Linked DNA regions of Homo sapiens: region 2 is linked to region 1. The links are chromatin loops, found by intact Hi-C in ENCODE. Cell type or tissue: heart left ventricle. All regions are shown on one strand. Each heading gives the region's core, and the rest is flanking DNA. Links, peaks and the distances in the headings are about the cores only. Region 1 overlaps NPC1 (NPC intracellular cholesterol transporter 1). Region 2 overlaps RIOK3 (RIO kinase 3).

Region 1 (10,121 bases), core at 1,970-9,969:
CGGGATTACAGGTGTGAGCCACTGCACCCAGCCACCTGCATTGTTTTCTAACAGCAAAACTTGGGAGCATGCTGAATGTATTTAATAAGGAATGAATACAATAGAATATTGTGCTGTCATAAAAGACAGTGAAGTAAATGGTCCATGATGTATATTTGTATAAATATATATTGTTTATGCTGCTGTCCATGCTTAGAAAAAAATATCAAGCAAATGACCTCAGAAATTAACTGTGTTTGTGACCTCTAGAGAATGGGAAGAGAGGACTTAGGAGGCCAGGTTGCACTTTATGCCCTCCAGTACTTTTAAAAAATTGTTTTACTGAGATATGGTATATGTATCATGCAGTTCACCCACTTAAAGTATACAGTTCAGGCTGGGAATGGTGGTTCACACTTGTAGTCCCAGCACTTTGGGAGGCCCAGACGAGAGGCTCACTTGAGGCCGGGAGTTCAAGACCAGCCTAGGCAATGTTTGCATGTCTCTAAAAAAAAGAAAAAAGAGAATTTAAAAAGAAAAAAAAGCGTACAATTCAGTAGCTTTACTATATTCACGTGTATGTGCAGCCATCACCACAGTCAATTTTAGGAACATTTTCATTACTCCACAATAAAACTCTGTACCCTTTAACTAACACCCTCCATCTTTTCATCCTCCTATCCACAGCCCTAGGCAACCACTAAAATACTGTCTCTGGAGATTTTCCTATTCTGGACTTTTATGTGCATAGAATAATATGTGGACTTTTTTGTCTGGCTATCATTGAACATAATATTCTCAAGGTTCATTCATGTTGTGGCATGTATCAGTACTCCATTCCTTTTCATTCCATTGTATGGATATACCACATTGTGTGCATTTATCAACTGACAAACACTTGGGCTGTTTCCATTTTGGCTATTATGAATAATGCTGCTATGAACACTTGAGTACAAGTTCTTGTGGATGTGAGTTTTCATTTCTTTTGGGTACATACCTAGTAGTAGAATTGCTGAGTCATAGGGTAAGTCCACCTTGAATAGTTTGAAGAACTGCCAGACTGTTTTCCAAAGTGGCTATAGCGCTTTACGTCACCACCAGCAGTCCATGAAACTTCCAATTCGTTCGCATCCTCGTCAGCACTTTTTATTATCTGACTTTGTGATTCTAGCTATCTTCATGGGTGTGAAGTGGTATCTCATTGTGGTTTTGATTTAGTAGACTGAATGCATTTCTTTTTTTTTTTTTTTTTTTTTTTTTTTTTGAGACAGAGTCTTGCTGTGTCATCCAGGCTGGAGTGCAGTGGCATGATCTCAGCTCGCTGCAGCCTCTGCCTTCCAGGTTCAAGTGATTCTCGTGCCTCAGCCTCCCAAGTAGCTGGGATTACAGGCACCTTCCACCACGCCTGGCTAATTTTTGTATTTTTAGTAGAGACGGGCTTTCACCATGTTGGCCAGGCTAGTCTCGAACTCTTGACCTCAGGTGATCTGCCAGCCTCAGCCTCCCAAAGTGCTGGAATTACAGGCATAAGCCATTGAGCCCAGCCCTAAACTTACTTTAATTCAGCATGTATGGAACCTTAGCTGTAATCTGATAGTCTCCAGTGTGGAAGACCCTAATGCAGTGGCTGGGCATGGTGCCTGTCATCCCAGCACTTAGGGATGTGGAGGCAGGAGGAATGCCTTGAGGCCAGGAGTTTGAGACCAGCTTGCACAACATGGCAAAGACCCCATCTCTACAAAAAATTTTTAAAATTAGCCAGGCATGGGGATACGTCTCTGTAGTACCAGCTACTCAAGAGGCTAAGGCAGGAGGATCCCTTAAGCTGAGGAGTTCGAGGCTGCAGTGAGCTGTAATAGTGCCACTGTACTCCAGCCGAGGCAACAGAGAGAGACTCTATTTCAAAACAGGAACAAAAGCAAACAAAGGATCCTAATGCAGGATAAAGGTTAAGAAAACATGGCCTTTGAGCCGGGCACAGTGGCTCACGCCTGTAATCCCAGCGCTTTGGGGAGGCTGAGGCAGGTGGATCACTTGAGGTCAGGAGTTTGAGACTAGCCTGGCCAACATGGTGAAACCCTGTCTCTACTAAAAATACCAAAATTAGCCGGGCCTGGTGGCGCACGCCTGGAGTCCCAGCTACTCAGGAGGCTGGGGCAGGAGAAGCACTCAAACCCGGGAGGTGGAGCTTGGAGTGAGCTGAGATTGCGCCATTGCACTTCAGCCTGGGCGACAGAGCGAGAATCAGTCTCAAAACCAAAAAAAAGAAAACGTGGCCTTTGTATCGTGAAAGTTAGGGAGAAGTTTCTTACTTAGCTGTCAGTTAGTTTAACTAAAAATATAACATTTTGCTTACCTTTTAGGTTTATTAATTTTGTGAAAAACTACAAGAATCCCAATCTGACCATTTCCTTCACTGCTGAACGAAGTATTGAAGATGAACTAAATCGTGAAAGTGACAGTGATGTCTTCACCGTTGTAATTAGCTATGCCATCATGTTTCTATATATTTCCCTAGCCTTGGGGCACATGAAAAGCTGTCGCAGGCTTCTGGTAAGCCGGGGGGGGGTGGTGTATGTTCTAGAGGTTAACAGCAGTGCACAGTGTAACGTCATATTTTTGCCTCTTTATTCTTATTCCATTATGTTTAAAACTGCCATAAATTCCCCCATGTTTTAATTGTATGTAACGTTTCTGTTGCCTACATCTATTTTCTTCATTCCAACTTTTTGGTTTATCTTAAAGTTTATTTCACATAATCCAGTTTTTTCTTATTTGTCCAGTCCATCACCTAAGAATGCAAACTCATAACATGTGTTGCCCGAGCAGACCTAGAAATGTTTACAAGTCCTCTCTGAAACACAGAATTGTACATTCAACTCTAGGTTTAATACAGCCCTGTAAAGTAAAAAGGAGGACCTTTTAGTAACAAGTGGGACAGACAACCCTGTAACTAATTGGTGATTGTGTCTGTCGCCTCTCTCAGGTGGATTCGAAGGTCTCACTAGGCATCGCGGGCATCTTGATCGTGCTGAGCTCGGTGGCTTGCTCCTTGGGTGTCTTCAGCTACATTGGGTTGCCCTTGACCCTCATTGTGATTGAAGTCATCCCGTTCCTGGTGCTGGCTGTTGGAGTGGACAACATCTTCATTCTGGTGCAGGCCTACCAGGTATACTTCCATATTCTCACAGGGCTCAGCATCTGTTCAAGTTTCAGGGACTGTGAATGGCTCCTGGGCTCCGCATTCGTGAGTGTGACCTGTGAGGGTGTTTTGTTTCCTTTCCCTGTGTGGCTCATCGGTCGTCTTGACTTGCTGTGGACATCTTAGGACCAAGAATTTCACCCCTCTTTTTGGTTGTTGAAATAGTAGATATAAAGTAAGAATTGTGTTTTAAATTGTATCTTTAAATAGTGTCTTTTAATAGTATCTTTTCATTTTAAATAGTATCATGTGTACAAGAAGGGCTAACACACTTTTGGAAAAGATTTTGGGTACGACTGCTGTTAAAATGATGTTCAGCATAGTATAGAATGTTAGATTCATTTTGCCCAAAGGTGCCACTAAAAAGGCAAAAGGTCAACACGTGTCCCGCTGCTGTAGAAGGTGGTCTCAGTCGTCCTGTAGACCCGACGTGGGCGGAGACTCAGTGCACGTGAGAGTGATGTTCACTGGTCCAGTCCCCTGCCGCCTGTGTTCCGAGTGTTTTCCTGATAATGTGGCTGGCTCAGCTTTCCCTTTAGTTTCTCACTTGGTACCTAGCTCTGTAGTGCAGAAATACTCTGAGAACATTGGAGTCCCCCACCGAAGTTTATATGCTTAGAAGACACTGCTAATCGTCTACTAATCATTTATTTTTACCCTTGAGTTAACACAAGGCAGCAAGAAATGGCGTTGTTATTGAGAAATTTTAATGTCGCATAATTTTTTTTTTTTTTTTTTAAGAGAGATGAACGTCTTCAAGGGGAAACCCTGGATCAGCAGCTGGGCAGGGTCCTAGGAGAAGTGGCTCCCAGTATGTTCCTGTCATCCTTTTCTGAGACTGTAGCATTTTTCTTAGGTAATTATGCTTTCAATCCTACCAGTCCTGTAGTCTGCTGAGCCTGGAGAAAGAAGGAGCTGGCTACCTGAACATGTCCCTTTGTGTTGCTTCCTTTTTTTTTTTTTCTTTTTTTTTTTTTTCTCTGAGACGGAGTCTCACTCTGCCACCCAGGCTGGAGTGCAGTGGTGCAATCTCGGCTCACTGCAGCCTCCGCCTCCCGGGTTCAAGCGATTTTCCTGCCTCAGCCTCCCAAATAGCTGGGATTAAAGGCACGTACCACCATGCCCAGTTAATTTTTTGCATTTTTAATAGAGATGGGGTTTCACCATGTTGGCCAGGCTGGTCTCGAACTCCTGACCTCAGGTGATGTACCTGCCTCGGCCTCCCAAAGTGCTGAGATTACAGGCGTGAGCCCCCGTGCCCAGCCCGTGTTGTCTCCTTTTTTTAAGCTTTGTTCTGCACTGGGAAAGTATCACTGGACCACAGAAAAATTGGCAGCAGTAACTTAGGTGTGATTTTGCAAGTGGCTTCCTTCTCATTTAACTGTCAGGACAGCATTGATGTTGGGGTTCAGGGTGAAAGAGACCTAGAGTTCGTCTTGCCACTTTCCCCTTTTAGTAGCCACTGGGAATGTTGATAGTTGAAAATGGCATCCTTGAGTAGCCACTGAATCCTTCTCCACATGACACTCTAAGCAGCAGCTCCCAAATCCACAGGCACTCGCTTACAAGATGTTTGCCGTTGTTTTCAAAGGCAGTCTTTCTCTTCTGTGCACACAACTCATTGGGGAAGCAGCCTTGTTAATGACCAGAAGCTCTTGACTCACCACATTACAAGGAGCCAGAATAAGCTGGAACAAAGTCAGCACTTCTGTGTTTCTTTCACATAGAGAATCATCAAATAGACCCACTAGTGGGGCTGTCTGCCCCATGTCTGAAGTGTAGTAAGAGCAAAGTGACTCTGTCCACTATAGGGGAGGCTGGACTGGAATCACTCAGTCCAAAGAAGACCATCCACGGGCCACAAACTGCAATGCCTACATGGCTGGGAGGTCAGCTTAATCAGGGCCATTGTAAGGTCATTGTAGGTGGTAGTCTTTCACCACAGATACACTGCTAGCTTGTTATTCTTCATCTCCACAAAGCCATGTGCTTTTGAAACCTGTAGCCCTGTAGTTCCTTTTGACAAACACAGGTGCAGAAAAAAAAAAAAAAAAGAAAAAACTTTCTTTTTTTCACTACTATTATAAGAAAACCAGTGCAAGTGTGATGATAATAGCAGCAGAGACTGTGCCTCAAGGTTGGAGTGACCTTGGGACAGTAGGAGTGAGTAGGGATTGTGGCACCCCAACTGCACGTGTCCTATCTAAAAAGACAGTTATGTGTGTGGCCAACCCAGTGCTACAAGGTCTGTGTTGTTGTTGTTGTTTTTCTTCCAAGCAAAGCTGTGAATCTAGATTTTTGTGTAAAATGCCATTGTTAAATATTGGCAACTTATAAAAAAAAGTTTTTTAATCTTAAGATGGGTTGATACAGTGTGGGCTAAACAGGAACCATCTGATTCATGGGCTGCCAGTTTGCAGTTTCCAAGTCTTACCCTCATGCCTTTGATCCTCACTCGATTGTAGATTACCTCTTAACTAAACTGGGAGGCTAGTAGTGTTGATGTAATAAATGGAAAATACTGTCCATTTCTTACAGTGAAGCACAGAAAGTACTATAAGAAATGGCCTGTATTAGTGGTTCTCAAATTTTAATGTGTGTGAATTTGCTGTGAACCTGAGTATAGTAGAATTGGGGTTGAATTCCTGTCATAACTAGGATGGGGCTTCCCAAATGGTCTGGTGCTGAGTGTGCTTTGAAAAGCACTGGCTTATCACCTCCTGTCCCACTTCTGGTGTAATGTCCAGCCGCAGCATGCCTTCTCATGCGTTTGGCCTGTGCTGGCTCCTTGTATCTGTACATGCACATGAACATAAGACCTGCAGAGAGCCCCCGGCTGTAAACAGAAGTGACGCAGAGCCCTTCTCTCCCCGACAGGAGCATTGTCCGTGATGCCAGCCGTGCACACCTTCTCTCTCTTTGCGGGATTGGCAGTCTTCATTGACTTTCTTCTGCAGATTACCTGTTTCGTGAGTCTCTTGGGGTTAGACATTAAACGTCAAGAGGTAAGTTGGTGCCAGGATTATAGTCTATTTAATTTGAGTCTAGAATCTAGAGGAAGCAGCTAGCGGGTATAACCTTTGTTTCCCTCTGTCCCCTCAGAAAAATCGGCTAGACATCTTTTGCTGTGTCAGAGGTGCTGAAGATGGAACAAGCGTCCAGGCCTCAGAGAGCTGTTTGTTTCGCTTCTTCAAAAACTCCTATTCTCCACTTCTGCTAAAGGACTGGATGAGACCAATTGTGGTATGCGCTTATCTGTGGTTTTTCTCTTTCCTCTCACTGAAACAGATTATCACATGCCTTCTAAGAAGCCAGACAGCCTGGGAAGGAGATTCTTAAAGCTGTTAAAATGTATCTAAAAAAAAAGCAAAAGCAAATGTGGAACAGTAGATAAAATGTTTTTCCTGTGAGCTTTTATCAGTCCATATAAACAAGAGTTTTAAGTTTTTTATTTTGAAATAGTTTCAGATTCACAGAAAGTTGCAAAGAAACTTTTATTTTTCCTCTTAATAATGAGGAAATAGAAGCCAAGAGAGGTGAAGTGGTTTGCCCCAAGTCACTCAGCCCGTAAGTGGCAGAGTCAGGATTTGCACCCAGGAATTTGGACTCCTGGTGCTGTGGTCTCACCCACTGCCCTGTACTCCCTATTAGCCTGTCATTTAAGCTTTTCCATTTTAAAAAATCCTGCTTTTTGTGTGTGCTTAAGATTTTATTTCTGGTCGTAAGCTTATTTACTAAGCAGTCTCTGTCTTATGATTCATTTGTTGTTCCAGATAGCAATATTTGTGGGTGTTCTGTCATTCAGCATCGCAGTCCTGAACAAAGTAGATATTGGATTGGATCAGTCTCTTTCGATGCCAGATGTAAGATGACTTCCTTTTTTTTTTTTTTTTAACTTCTTTAGCTGATGATGAATACATTTTTCAAAACATGCACGTAGGTGTTTCAAGCAAGTGCCTGCTTCTAACTGCAAATGGTGACAGGGTTTCCAGGGTTAGGAGAACTGTCGCAGTGCACTGCTGGTGTGGGCTGTCTGGCATTCTGACTGAGCCCCTCTGGGCACAGCTGCAGAACACGAATAACTAGTCTTATGAGGTTACTTTATGAGATGCTCTCCTGATTGTGGGGCTAGCAGGAGGAGCACCCTGGGGCCCTGGGGGGAAGACTGGTGGTGTTAGGAATCATGAGTCCAGCTGGAGGCATCTCAGCCAGGAACCTCCTGGCACCCTCTTATTCTCCATGATCCTCGCCTTGCTTAGTTACTATCAGAGTGTTCACACTCTCTCCTATTCTTTTATCTTTCTTTCAGGACTCCTACATGGTGGATTATTTCAAATCCATCAGTCAGTACCTGCATGCGGGTCCGCCTGTGTACTTTGTCCTGGAGGAAGGGCACGACTACACTTCTTCCAAGGGGCAGAACATGGTGTGCGGCGGCATGGGCTGCAACAATGATTCCCTGGTGCAGCAGATATTTAACGCGGCGCAGCTGGACAACTAGTCAGTACCACCTTGTCTTGTACTTCAGAAGCAGCGGAGGAGGCTCTCAGCCAGGCAGTCAGCTCAGGCCTGAAATGTCTCACTGAAAATAGACTTTCTTGGAAAAGTTGTTTTTATGCAAAATGTATGTTAAATCTGGCTTTACCTTAAAAAACCTTTGAAAGGACTAATTTACCACCTAATACTTTGAAGGCTTTTTTCATTAAGTGCTCATGTAGTTTTTCTTTTGACTGTTAGCAGTATAAAACGTAGAAAAGGAAGTTAGGTTTTAAGAAAAAGTACTGAAACTAAAGACTTCCTCCCTGTGGAGCAGGTCAGTAACCCTGTCTGTCCTCTCTAGTACCCGAATAGGCTTCGCCCCCTCGTCCTGGATCGACGATTATTTCGACTGGGTGAAGCCACAGTCGTCTTGCTGTCGAGTGGACAATATCACTGACCAGTTCTGCAATGCTTCAGGTACCTTCTCCTTTACCAAATCTTTCCTGTTTTGCTGAAAAATTTTCAAATTATCATTTAAAAATCATTTGCATCGTGCCTCAGTTTATACCTATTTGTATATCAAAGCTGGGTCTCCCTGTGTCATCATTCCTTTCCTCAGTCATTCATTCTGAAATTGTCATGTTGTTCCTGGCTCAGACAGCCACCCTCGGGGCTGCAAGCTGAACAAGGTCCACATGTTCGGAGTGTGGTTTCCACATAAGGTTTCTCATCCTGTTCTAACTCCAGCGATTGCCTCTCAGGATTGGTATCTGGCCTTAGCTTCTCAGAGGAGGGCTTTTCTTTATCACTTTACCCTGTGGTTTTGTAGGAGCGTCGAGGTTGCCCTGGAATTTTCTTAATAAAAACATAGAAGCCCCGGGCTCTGACCAGTCAAGGCCATACTTGAAGGAGGAGATCTACTTCAGGGCAGAAAATGATGCATAGTATGCCTAAGATGAAAATGGTATTTCAGATTCATTAAACTGTGAAAGTGACATGTGGCTGAAGCTTTTAGATAAGGGGAAAGATTATCCCTCACTAGTAAGGAAAGTAATCGATAGAGAAGAAAGTAATGCCCCTCACTGTCAGTATTTTAAAATGTTTTACAAAAAATCTGGAGACCTATTCTTCTAACAGTCCTCCCTGCATGTCTCCGCCAGTGGTTGACCCTGCCTGCGTTCGCTGCAGGCCTCTGACTCCGGAAGGCAAACAGAGGCCTCAGGGGGGAGACTTCATGAGATTCCTGCCCATGTTCCTTTCGGATAACCCTAACCCCAAGTGTGGCAAAGGGTAAGTGCTGCTGCCATTGCAGATAAGCATCCACTGCAACTTTAATTTGCAGTAGAAAACTAGGAGAGGACTGGGCTAAGACAGTTGCATGGGAACGTCTCTTCTCCGCCCCACCCTGTCCTGGTCCTTTGGTGGAAGCAGGAAAACCGAAAACACCTTTTTAAGAAAATGCCTCATAGTGTTCAACTGATTCTGTCTTAGCGTGGGCATTCACATCTCATGCTCTCTCTGTGTCCTGGCCCCCTGGGCATGAGAATGAACGCAGATTCCTGTGCACATTCCAAGCGGGGCTGAGGGAGAGGACGGCCTGCTGGTAATCCAGGCCTGAAGGAACTTGGCCTGTTCACTTGTACTGATGGCAGCTGGGGCGTGATCTTAGCTTTAGTAACATTATCCCACATTAAGGTTGCGATTCTTTTAGCCTCGTCATGCTCCTTGCCAGCCCATCCATGTATAGGGTTATGGGCTATCTCACTCCCCCATCCAGCCAGGCAGCCAGTTACCCACGGAAGCCAGATATATGGCCCAAAAATAGTGATGATGACCGGAAGTCTCTGGCCTTGATTTGGAAGCTTTGGGAGGTGGAAGATGAGTATCCCCATGTATGTTAGGTAAACCCTGAACTTAGGTTTTTCATAAGAACATACATCTGACCAGAGTCATATCAGTGAATCATTTATATCATGCATGTGCTTTGAGACCTATTCGAGGTATCATGGGATGACTCCTCCTAAAAGTTAAGTAGAAATGAATCTTGCAGCTTGATTTACTCACTGACTGGATGCTTTGGCCTACGTAAAATAAGTTGAAGTAGATTCAGTTTTTCTGAAGGCAGTAGCCACCGTTCCTGGGGAGCCTCCAGGGTGCCAGCGTCATGCCAGGCACTCCCTGACATTATTCCATTTCTCATCACGCAGCCTATGAGTAGGTGGTGGTATACCCATTTACAGAAGAGGAGACTGGGGCTCAGAGGTGGTCATTTTGCTCGGGGTTACATGACCAGTAAGTGGCAGGGCTGAGGTTGTTCCCAGGGCCCTTGCCCTTTCCTGCTTCCTATTACACAACAGGACTGAGTAAACCCTGTACCTTTGATTATACATGAAACCAGGTGGAGAAACAGCAGCTATGTACCAAAGAACCCAGAGCAATCGAGAAAAGCCCATCTGGCCAG
Region 2 (11,499 bases), core at 2,165-10,164, 65 kb after region 1:
AGGAGGCATGATTACATTGAAGTTAATGAACTTTAATCCTAACAAAGCCAATATACTTTTCTAGCACAGTGATTGCTTTTTAAAAGTGGTGTCCAGCACGTACTAAAAACTACTAAGAGTAAGGCCAGATAGCTCAAATTAGTTGATTAATTTGGTATCCAAATTGGGTTTTTTTTTTTTTTTCCTGGAGATGGAGTTTCCCTCTGTCACCTAGGCCGGAGTGCAGTGGCATGATCTCAGCTCACTGCAACCTCTGCCTCCCGGGTTCAAGCGATTCTCCTGTCTCAGCCTCCTGAGAAGCTGAGATTACAGAGAAGTGCCACCACACCCGGCTAATTTTTGTATTTTTAGTAGAGACAGGGTTTCGCCATGTTGCCCAGGCTGGTCTTGAACTCCTGACCTCAAGTGATCCACCCGCCTTGGTCTCCCAAAGTGCTGGGATTACAGGTTTGAGCCATCGTGCCTGGCCCCCAAATTGTTTTATATATACCTTTCATCCTTAGATTTAATATTTCTAATTTGTGATATTTCTCTGAAAATCAATCAAGTACACAGTTCTAGTGAAATATAAACTGAATTTTGCTTCATTAACTAAATTAAAATACGTCAAACATGGTTAAATCTTATATTCTGTCCTTTCAGATAATTTACATTTTATTGATAAATGTAGATTAGCCACACCATGAGTTATATCCTAACCATTTTACCTAAATGTAGAAAAGCTGAAAGTTGACTGGATAGTTAAAAAGCTGTTATATAGTTATCTCTTTCAGAAACCTATGATGCCTTTTCTTAGATATAAGTATGGAAAAAGAATTCTGTTCATTTTCATGATATATCAACAAAAATTACATGACTTATGTCGATTTCTGTCAGCCATTCTGAAACCAAATTTCCATTTGTTCTACCCACTAAAGAGCACACATTTTCCTTTAGAATCACGGCCACAGTCTGGAAACATAATTGAGAAAGGCTAACTCTGGGCCAATAAAATATTCAAGGAAAGACGCAACACAAAACAGGGAGGTGAATAAAGCAAGTATGTTGTAAAATCCTCCCTTGTAAACACATCTGTCCTTTCCTCCCATATTTGGAAGTGTTACCCAAGTTTTAAAAATTATCATCAAGACATTTTACACCACAAGTCACATAAAATTAGGTCTACTTCAGCCAGATAACCTATAGCTGTTAAAGAATTATATTATCCTGTTCATAAGATGAGAGGTAGTGACATTTTATTCTCTCAATGCTGAGCTAAAAATTCCACACATCTGGCACATGGGTTACAAGGGGGAAAAGCACAGAAGCACCATTGCCCACTCCTCAGGTTTTGGTATTTCAAGTCACCCATAACTTCATTTGCTATTGGCAGCTGACAATCACTGCTGTGTTAACACTGAAGCAGTGGGTATTAGTGCTATTCATCATATAGTAGTGGTGGGTCTCCATCATCTTTCAAAAATGAAGCAGCTTTCCTTCCATTCTTCTGAACGTGATCTTCATTCATTTTCTCCAAAGCTTCTATCTACAAAAATAATACATTGAATCCATTTGTCAAAATCCTACTTTTCACAGAAACCATATTTTAGATTGTGCTAGTAATTTTTTTCTTTTTTTGAGATGGAGTCTCACTCTGTCGTCCAGGCTGGAGTGCAGTGGTGCAATCTCGGCTCACTGCAACCTCTGCCTCCTGGGTTCAAGCAATTCTCCTGCCTCAGCCTCCCTAGTAGCTGGGACACATGTGCCACCACGCCAGCTAATTTTTGTATTTTTAGTAAAGACGGGTTTCACTATGTTGCCCAGGCTGGTCTCGAACTCCTGACCTCAGGTGTTCCACCCGCCTTGGCCTCTCAGAGTGCTAGGATTACAGGCGTGAGCCACCGTGTCCAGCCAGTTTTTTTATTTTTTATTTTTTAATGGAGTTTATGTTGCTCAGGCTGGTCTCAAACTCCTGGGCTCAAGAGATCCTCCCTCCTTGGCCTCCCAAAGTGTTGGGATAACAGATATAACAGGAGTGAGCTGCCATGCCTGGCTGAGCCAGTAATTTTTACTCGCTTAAAAACTAGGTTATTCCTAATGATTCTGCCTTTGAGTTGAAATTACTATGTGTGTGTGTGTGTGTGTGTGTGTGTGTGTGTGTGCGTGCATCCAAGTATACACAAATAGTCATACATACATGTATTTTTTTTAACTTGATTGCAAGGGTCAATATTTACTATCTTTATCCAGCTAGCAATTGGAATCATCTATGTTTTGAAATGTATTCTATAAAACATTCCAGAAACAGGAAAAAGAAAACTCTACCATTCATCAAACAACAGTATCACTTACTTACTGAGCAACTGTATTGTGCTGGAAGAATGAATTTACCATCTTTCTGTTATTTCTCTCTAGCCTTAGGCTAGGCCCAGCTTACCCAAACTCAAGTCATCCTGGGGATTTCTGGAACAGACTCAGTAATCACTCTCTGCTTTGGTATAATGTTGGGAATAATTAACTGCTATTTCACCTTTTAGATTTTGTTCAATTTTAAGAGACTTTCTCTGGAGGAAGCTTTTTCATGGTTCTCTAGATCTGATATTATAATAACCGGGTATTTCCAAAGATAGGCACTTCTAACTTTCTATGTTTAGTAAAGGGCAGGGACCACATGTTACTATTTTTTGTATCACTCAGAGTGTTCAACTTCCTCATTCATTAAATAGGGGAAATAGGAGTCTACTGGAAATGTACAGTTTGCCCATCTTAACCAAATGGTGCCCTCCGTGAAGAAATGTTTTGCTGTGTGTGTATTCTGAATTTTAAGTATAGAAAAAAACAGGCCGGGCACAGTGGCTCATGCCTGTAATCTCAGCACTTTGGGAGGCCAAGGTGGGTGGATCCCTTGAGGCCAGGAGTTCAAGACCGGCCTGGCCAACATGGCGAAACCCTGTCTCTACCAAAAATACAAAAATTAGCCAAGCATGGTGGCACACACCTGTAATCCCAGCTACTCAGGAGGCTGAGGCAGGAGAATCGCTTGAACCCAAGAGGCAGAGGTTGCAGTGAGCCAAGATCACGCCACTGCATTCCAGCCTGAGTGACAAACCAAGACTCCATCTCAAAAAAAAAAAGAAAAAAAGAAAAAACCAAAAACATCTTAAGAAAAGAAAAATCTCAAATTAATTTTGTTTTGGGGGAAAGGGAGGATAAAACTAGCTCTGGGTTTCAGTTATCTCCTCTATGCAGTTCTGCATGACCAGCAAGGTGAAAAACAGCTGTTTATCACATACCTCAGCTAAAAAATCAGCTTCATTATCTGCTGTGATGTTTAAGCCTGAAACAGCATTGAAGAGTTCTCGTTCACTAAGGGCTTCCTTGACTCCTCCTTTCTGGAAAAACTAGTAAGGAAATACAAGAAAGTCAGTAAGAAGTATTAGCAATGTTCTCTTATAAACTAAAAACAGGGAGCAGCACATTTATAAAAAGACTTGGATGCATGCACGTGTGCACACGCACACACACACACACACAGTAATTTCAACTCAAAGGCAGAATCATTAGGAATAACCTAGTTTTTAAGAGAGTAAAAATTACTGGCTCAGCCAGGCATGGCGGCTCACTCCTGTTATCCTTGTTATCCCAACACTTTGGGAGGCCAAGGAGGGAGGATCTCTTGAGCCACTACATTCCTTGCCTCATTTCTCAACCATCGATTTTCCTGCTTCCAAGCTGGACTATACTCAGGTTCTAGTTGCTTTTCATCCTCTCACACATCCATCCTGCCTTCTGGATTTAGCTCATACCACTGCACCTTCTATAGCTATAAAAATGAGTGCTATAAATAAAACCACTTGGCATTGCTTTGAATATGTAAAGGAAATACTTTCACTAAACCCCAGAAATTAAAAATTTCAAGCAGGCTCAGAGGTTATTTCCAATATGAAGTTACTCTATCCTTTAGAAAGATCATTGCTATCTGAATCTACTGCCAACAATTCATTTCCCTTAGAAATGCCAAACAAGTGTGACCCAACCCTGTGCTTACTAAATTTTACCATATATATATATATATATATATATATATATATATATATATATATATATATATGTTTTGTTTTTTTAAGAGACAGGGCCTAGCACTGTCATCCAGGCTGGAGTGCAGTGGCACAATCACAGCTCGCTATAATCTTGAACTTCTGGACTCAAACAATCCTCCTGCCTCAGCCTCCCTAGTAAAACAGCCTCCCAGTTAAAGCAGCTAGGACTACAGACATGTTCCACCACACCCAGCTACTTTTTAAATTTTTTTGTAGAGATAGGAGTCTCACTATGTTGCCCAGGCTGGTCTCAAACTCCTGGGCTCAAGCAATCCTCCCTCCCTGGCTTCCCAAAGTGTGAGATTGTAAGCGTGAATCACCATGCCCAGCCACCTAATCTTCTTACCATGCTTCACAGTGACAGTGATCAGACACTGTCCCACAATAGAGACTGTCCCTCTTTTAATGGTAATAATGGCAGCAAGCATACAGGCACACCAGCTTCTGTTTAAGCACTATGCACACATTAAATGTCTACTCGACTGCTTATATACAAGGAGCCAAAACACTCACTTATTCCCTTTAACATTTTTTTTTTTTTTTTTGGAGAAGGAGTCTTGCTCTGTCACCCAGGCTGGAGTGCAATGGCGCAACCTTGGCTCACTGCAACCTCCGATTCCCAGGCTCAAGTGATTCTCCTTCCTCAGCCTCCCAACTAGCTGGGATTACAGGCACACGCTACCGCACCCAACTAATTTTTTTGTATTTTTCGTACAGACAGCGTTTCACCATGTTGGCCGGGCTGGTCTTGAACTCCTGACCTCAGGTGATCCACCCACCTTGGCCTCCCAAAGTGCTGGGATTACAGGCATGAACCACTGCACCTGGCATATTTTTTTTTTTTTTTTTTTGAGACGGAGCCTCACTCTGTTGCCCAGGCTGGGTGGAGTGCAGTAGCACGTTCTTGGCTCACTGCAGCCTCTGCCTCCCAGGTTCAAGTGAGTCTCCTGCCTCAGCCTCCCAAGTAGCTGGGATTACAGGCGCCTGCCACCATGCCCGGCTAATTTTGCATTTTTAGTAGAGATGGGGTTTCACCATGTTGGCCAGGCTGGTCTTGAACCTCTGACATCAAATGATCCACCCACCTCACCCTCCCAAAGTGCTGGGATTACAGGCGTGAGCCACCATACCTGGCACCCCTTGAACATTTTACCCAACTGTAAGACATGGAATCAAATTCTTGCAAAATGAAATATGACAAATTGATCTTTATATCCTTGTCCTGAAAGCAGCCCGTATCCCTTCCTTCAATTTCTAAGAATATGGTCCTCTTACTTATCTTAGGAGTGAGAAAAATACCTGCAGCTGTTACATCCAACAAAAAAAGGCATATTGGTTTACACGTCTACCTGCGAGACATTCCTGCAGTCCCGGAACAAGAACTCCAGGCCGTGAGGGTGGGTAGGTTCTACTGACTGACTGACATCGATCAACCAGACCTATTTCAATACAGAACATGAACTGATGTATTTACATTTTAAATTTTACTTACAGTAATTAAATCTGAATGTTAACAAAATGTGCTCCTCACCTTTCCAGCATGCCACAGCATGTTATACTCACTGAGGTCAGCATGGACAAGCGTACATTCATGATATAACTGCCGCATCAACTGTGAAGAGGGAAGGCACACATTAGGAAATGAATAATTAAGTGGTATTATTGATGATGACACCCCTGAAAGTTTTTTATTTTTTATTTTTTTGGAGACAGAGTCTCACTCTGTCGCCCAGGCTGGAGTGCAGTGGTGTGATCTCAGCTCACTGCAAGCTCCGCCTCCCTGGTTCACACCATTCTCCTGCCTCAGCCTCCCAAGTAGCTCGGACTACAGGCACCCACCACCACTCCTGGCTAATTTTTTGTAATTTTTTTTAGTAGAGATGGGGTTTCACCATGTTAGTTAGGATGGTCTCAATCTCCTGACCTCGTGACCTGCCCACCTCGGCCTCCCAGAGTGCTGGGATTACAGGCGTGAGCACTGCGCCCAGCCCCCCTCAAAGTCTTACAGTAGAAATCAACATTAATGCATTTGTTTTCCAGCCTTAATAGAATTAAATAGAAAAGTTTCATCACTATTTAATCTCTTCCCCAGCCACCCCACCTCCCAAAGAGGCCAGAAAAACATACTTGATTTTCCTTTCAATGTTTACCTTTGGAGGCAGAGAAAGGTGGATCACCTTTCTAGCTATATCTTTAAAAATTAATTTGGATTAAAATTTCCATATCTAGATCAATGGCTGCATTACATGACAGCTTCATGTGGAGATTGCATAAAGTAGCACATTAAGTTTCTCCAGTGTTCAATTAAAACACAGAGGGATAATGGCAGTATTAGGAGCATTGTCTCAACCTGGAAGGCCCTCAGATTGAATTCAGTTGCTATTTCAAAGCATGTAGTTTCCTTGAGATTCCCAACATGCCTTCCAACTTAACACCTGCACTCCCTACTGTTTTCAATTTTCATCATCACTCTCTTATGATGAGACCAGACCTGCTTCCTTTCCTTCACTGTTAAAGCTGTAACATTCAATGGCTGGGTGTGGTGGCTCACACCAGTAATCCCAGCACTTTGGGATGCTGAGGCAAGAGGATCACTTGAGCCCAGGAGTTCGAGACCAGCCTGGGCAACATAGTGAGACCCTGTCTCTTATTTGAAAAAAAAAAAAAAAAAAAAAAGCCCCAAAAAACTATAACATTCATGAAAGCTCACAAACTAATGAGGCACTTTGCTAAATGTACTAACAGCAAATTTTATTTAATGAAGTTTGGTGAAAAATAGCTTCATGCACTGTGTCACTAATCCTAACAATGACGACTTCCCTGGTTAAGTCTGTAAGTTTTCTAAAACTATTTAAGACACACACATATTGATAGAAAAACAACTCTTCAGTGTTAACATTCTTTCACAAACTTCAACTTGTCTTTGTTATAGCACCTTGAAATAGCACTATCTAAGGAACTTGGGTTTTTTTGTTTGTTTTTTAAGACATAGGGTCTTGCTCTATTTCTTGCCCAGGCTGGGGTGCAGTGGCACAATCATAGCTCACTGCTGCCTTAAATTCCTGGGTGCAAGTGATCCTCCCACCTTAGACTCCCGAGTAGCTGGGACTACAGGTGTGTGCCCAGCTAATTTTTAATTTTTTTTTTTTTTTTTTGAGACAGAGTCTTACTCTGTCACCCAGGCTGGAGTGCAGTGGTGCAATCTTGGTTCACTGCAACCTCTACCTCCCTGGTTCAAGCAATTCCCCTGCCTCAGCATCCCGAGTAGCTGGGATTACAGGCACACGCCCAGCTAATTTTTTTGTATTTTTAGTAGAGACAGGGTTTCACCATGTTGCCCAGGCTGGTCTCAAACTCCTGGGCTCAAGTGATCCTACTGCCTGAGCCTCCCAAAGTTCTAGATTACAAGTGTGAGCCAACATGCCTGGCTTCTTTAAGGAAATTTTTTTAAAGTTTAGAGGAAATATTTTTTAAAGGTAGTGTGTGAATTCTTTTAAAAGCACAACTTACATGAAGAGTTTGATAGTAGGCTTCTTTCATTTCTTCACTATTGAGCTTTACTTCTTTTAATTTAGGGGCTGGAACTTGATCATGGCCAATAAAAGACATAACTAAAATGTGTTTCTTCAGTAGTACAACTGTTGGACAAGGAATTCCAGCTCTCTGCATTCTATACATAAAGAAATGATTCAGAATATACAGATCAGAAGGAGAGAAAATATGTCATTTATTCAATAAATATCTAATCAGGGCCTGCAATGAGCTGGCACTATGTTCTACCCTGGTGATGTGGGAATACAAAGACAGTAAAACACAGCCTCTGCCCATAGAGAGCTCAGGGACTGATGGAAATGACAGACAAGAGACAATTACAATTACGCACTGGCAGAGGTATGGGTAGGAGCTACAGGAGCACACAGCACCAAGGATGGCTTATTAGAAGAAGAGGTAGGGAACAGGAATTAGCCAGATAAAGACAGTGCAAGGGAATGCAGGGAGGTGTTCAAGAGCACAGTCCATTTGGGGAATGTATATCAATCAACATAGCTGGATCTGTGAGTAGGAGGAAGGGCAATGTGGGCTGAGGCTACAAAGACAGGCAAGCTCCACTATGGAAAACTGTTGAAGAATTTTAAGAAAGGCAGGAATTTCAGGAGTACAGAAAAGAGACTGGAGGACAGCAAGACCTTCTAGAAAATGATTCTACCTGGAATTAATTAATTTATTGAAAAAACATTTTTTTTTCTTTTTGAGACAAGGTCTTGGGAGTCTAACGTTTCCAGGCTGGTTTTGAACTCCTAGGTTCAAGCAGTCCTCCCATCTCAGCCTCCCAAGTAGCTGGGAGTACACGTGCACACCATGCCTGGCTTATTTTGGTGGGGAACTCTCAGTAGAAGAATTTTGTAACTGATATATATGAATAATTACTTTTGAAAGCAAATATCTTTAGAAAATAACAAACTAAAATTAAGCTTTTAATAAATTAAGATAATAGAAAGGTTTTTAATGAGAAGGATTATTACTGAATTTCTTGGTTGACAAAACAAATTCTTTGATAGAAAATAAATTGCTTAGAAAATTCAGATACAAGTATAAAAATTAAAACAAAATGTAATTTGATTGGTAAGAACTTACTCCCACAAAATTAACAAATTAAATGCAACAAACATTTTCTGAAACAAAAAAGAAACCATTTTTTTATGCTAAGCCTAATTGGATGCTGGAAGTTTTACTTCGTGATAAAAGCAATTTAAAAATGGCATTTAGATATATGATAAAGTGTCTAAGGCAGAAAATGCCCAGATTTCCCTCAAGCTTCATTGAGGAAAGAAAAAAGAAAATGGCTTTTTCATCCTAAAAGTATGAATCGAGGTTATACACCTGGCCTTTCATTATTTCTATAAATGAATGTAAAAGAAAGCATGGATTTTTTTATCCTAATGCAAAAAGGTATTTACCCAAGATTACGTCTAGCACAATATTTTCTTTACCTTGCGAGATTGTGCATTTCTTTTTCTGCCCACATGCGGATGATCTTACGTGGATTTAGTTTACTGAAGCGATCTTTAAACCTGAAATCATCTTTAATATATTTGTCACGATTCTTAAATTCATTAAGGGTTGTTTTAAATACCTTGATGGCACATTCTGTAGGTATAACTTTACTATCTTCCTTTTCATCCTCCATGCTAAGTGGAAGAAAAAAAATCAAGTCAGTACAAGTTGCCAGCTCACAAGTACAACAATTTCAAAATAAAGATTCTGTAACACTAAATTAGATCTACCTTCTCTCAGTGTCAAGTCTTGTTTTTTTAAGCCTTTAGGTTTTGGATCTTAATAAAGCCTTAGGTTTTGGTTTGATTTTTTAAATAAAATATACTTTCAAATAAATTGTCAACCGATTTTCAACCATCTATCACATAATGTTCTTCACTTAATGACTACGGAATCAAGCTTGAAATACAATGAAGACATATGCACTTGAAAATAGGCTACAGTCTTCCCAATATGGTTCAGGAGCAAAATTCAATAAAAAGCAACAAATAAAACAGCTTTTTAAAAAATAACTCTTTCACTCCTAGCAGACATAAAGGTGAATCAAATGGTTCCTGCCCCACAAGTCTGCAAGAAGTGGCAACGGAGAATAAAAGAAGTACATGAATAGGAAAGGTCCCTCTTCATTGGAAAGGTCAGGCAAGACTTCATGGCACAAGTGCCATCTGAAACAGAAACAGGACAATGGGTAGGATTTGAACAGCATGAACAAAAGCAGAGGCAGGAAACCACAGGACATGTCTGAGGAACAACAAACACTATAGTTAAGACTTGGCTGGAGAGAGATAATGAAAAAAAATTGGAGCTAAAGGACAGGACAGAGGCACATCTGTGAAGAGCCTGGACAAATTCCTAGAGGTGGTGGGGAATCGCGAGGGTTTCTGTGTATGGCACTCTCAAATGCGTGCTTCATGAAGATCGAGTGAACGATACTGTCAGAATGGAAGGGCACAGGGACAGGCTAGAGGTGTGGGGTCGACTCAGGATGCTACTGCAATAGTCCCCCAATAGTGAGCTTCAGTCATGATGGTGGCAGTGGGAATGAAAAAGTGGATGGAATGAGAAACAATATTAATATTTACCTTTAAATATCTGATAGGATGTTAATCTGGGAAAGAAAGGAACTATATTTCCAAAGGACAGAATCTGAATCAAACCTCCTTCTGTACCATATTCTCCCAGCTGACTCCTCTTCCATTTAGTCTCAAAAGGTTAAAGTCCTTCACCTGGTTCTAAGAAACCTTCCTTCTCTTCCTGGGCAATTTCACTTAGCCCCATGGCTCTAAATATCATCTCTATATAGACAACTCCCACATTTCTTTTTTTTTTTGAGACAGAGTCTCACTTTGTCACCCAGGCTGGAGTACAGTGGTGCAATCCTGGCTCACTGCAACCTCCACCTCCCGGGTTCAAGCTATTCTCCTGCCTCAGCCTCTTGAGTAGCTGGGATTACACGTGCATGCCACCACGCCCGGCTAATTTTTGTATTTTTAGTAGAGACGGGGTTTCACCATGTTGGCCAGGCTGGTCTCGAACTCCTGACCTCAGGTGATCCACCCATCTTGGCCTCCAAAAGTGCTGGGATTACAGGCGTGAGCCACCGCGCCTGGCCGATAACTCCCACATTTCTATCCCAGTCCTGACTTTCCCTAGAACTTCAGGCCCATTTATCCAACAACTACATGACATCACTTAGAAGTCTAACAGGCATCTCAAATTTAATATGCCCAAAACAAAACTCATGCTGAGTCCTCACCCTACCCTTCCCCAGGCTCTCACCTCGTCAAACGGTACCACCATCAGCTGCTCTAGCCCAGAATCTATCCTCCTACACCCACTTCCAATCCAACAGCGTGTGCTGTTCTCTCTACCTTCAAAACACACACCAACGCTCTCCTACTCTTCACTTCCACTACCGCCCTCCCTAGTCCAACCCTTCACCATTTCTCACTTCAACTACTACAACGTTTTAACTGATCTTACTGCTTCTTCTCTTCTCCTCCTATAATTCATTTTCCACACAGCAATCTTTTGAAAATAAGAATCAACTCATAGCTTTGGTTCCAGGGCAGTCAAAGAGCAGACTCCTTACCCTGGCCTACAAAATCCTACCTGGTCCAGCCCCTGCTTACTCCTCCAGCCCCCTCTCTCCCATTCACATCCTATGCTCCAGGGAGACTGGGTTTCTTACGCTTCCCTCAAAGATACTAACTTTGTACCTGTCCTAAGGCATTAGCACTAGCTGTTCTCTAGTCCAGAATGCCCATCCACCTGATCTTTGATGTATCTTAGATGTGTCACTCACATGTCACTTCATTGGAGAAGCGTTCCCTGTCCTACTAATAAAGCTAGTCAGCCTGTCACT

The links. Hi-C counts contacts between places; a loop is a spot of excess contacts. Peaks named below come from ENCODE experiments on the same cell type or tissue, not always from the same donor. Only the 100,000 strongest peaks of a DNase experiment are listed, where the experiment ranks them.
Region 2: it touches region 1 in a loop (2.6-fold over the local background); 5 of 110 quality-filtered maps call a loop at or near these places.

Annotation. Positions count from the first base shown.
Region 1 is chr18:23,537,371-23,547,491 of GRCh38, reverse strand. It overlaps NPC1 (NPC intracellular cholesterol transporter 1), which reads left to right. Exons shown (of 25, transcript NM_000271.5): 12 at 2,343-2,532; 13 at 2,966-3,148; 14 at 3,923-4,037; 15 at 6,059-6,186; 16 at 6,284-6,424; 17 at 6,955-7,044; 18 at 7,491-7,681; 19 at 8,022-8,137; 20 at 8,821-8,950. Among named protein-coding and RNA genes, the nearest start is that of RMC1, 39 kb to the right of the region's middle. RefSeq lists an enhancer at 5,165-5,214. In heart left ventricle, for the core only: no CTCF peak of the experiment used is centred there; no DNase peak of the experiment used is centred there; H3K27ac peaks cover 282 bases.
Region 2 is chr18:23,471,198-23,482,696 of GRCh38, reverse strand. It overlaps RIOK3 (RIO kinase 3), which reads right to left. Exons shown (of 13, transcript NM_003831.5): 8 at 9,071-9,268; 9 at 7,590-7,749; 10 at 5,611-5,691; 11 at 5,429-5,518; 12 at 3,273-3,380; 13 at 1-1,525. The coding sequence ends at 1,418. Among named protein-coding and RNA genes, the nearest start is that of RIOK3, 24 kb to the right of the region's middle. In heart left ventricle, for the core only: no CTCF peak of the experiment used is centred there; no DNase peak of the experiment used is centred there.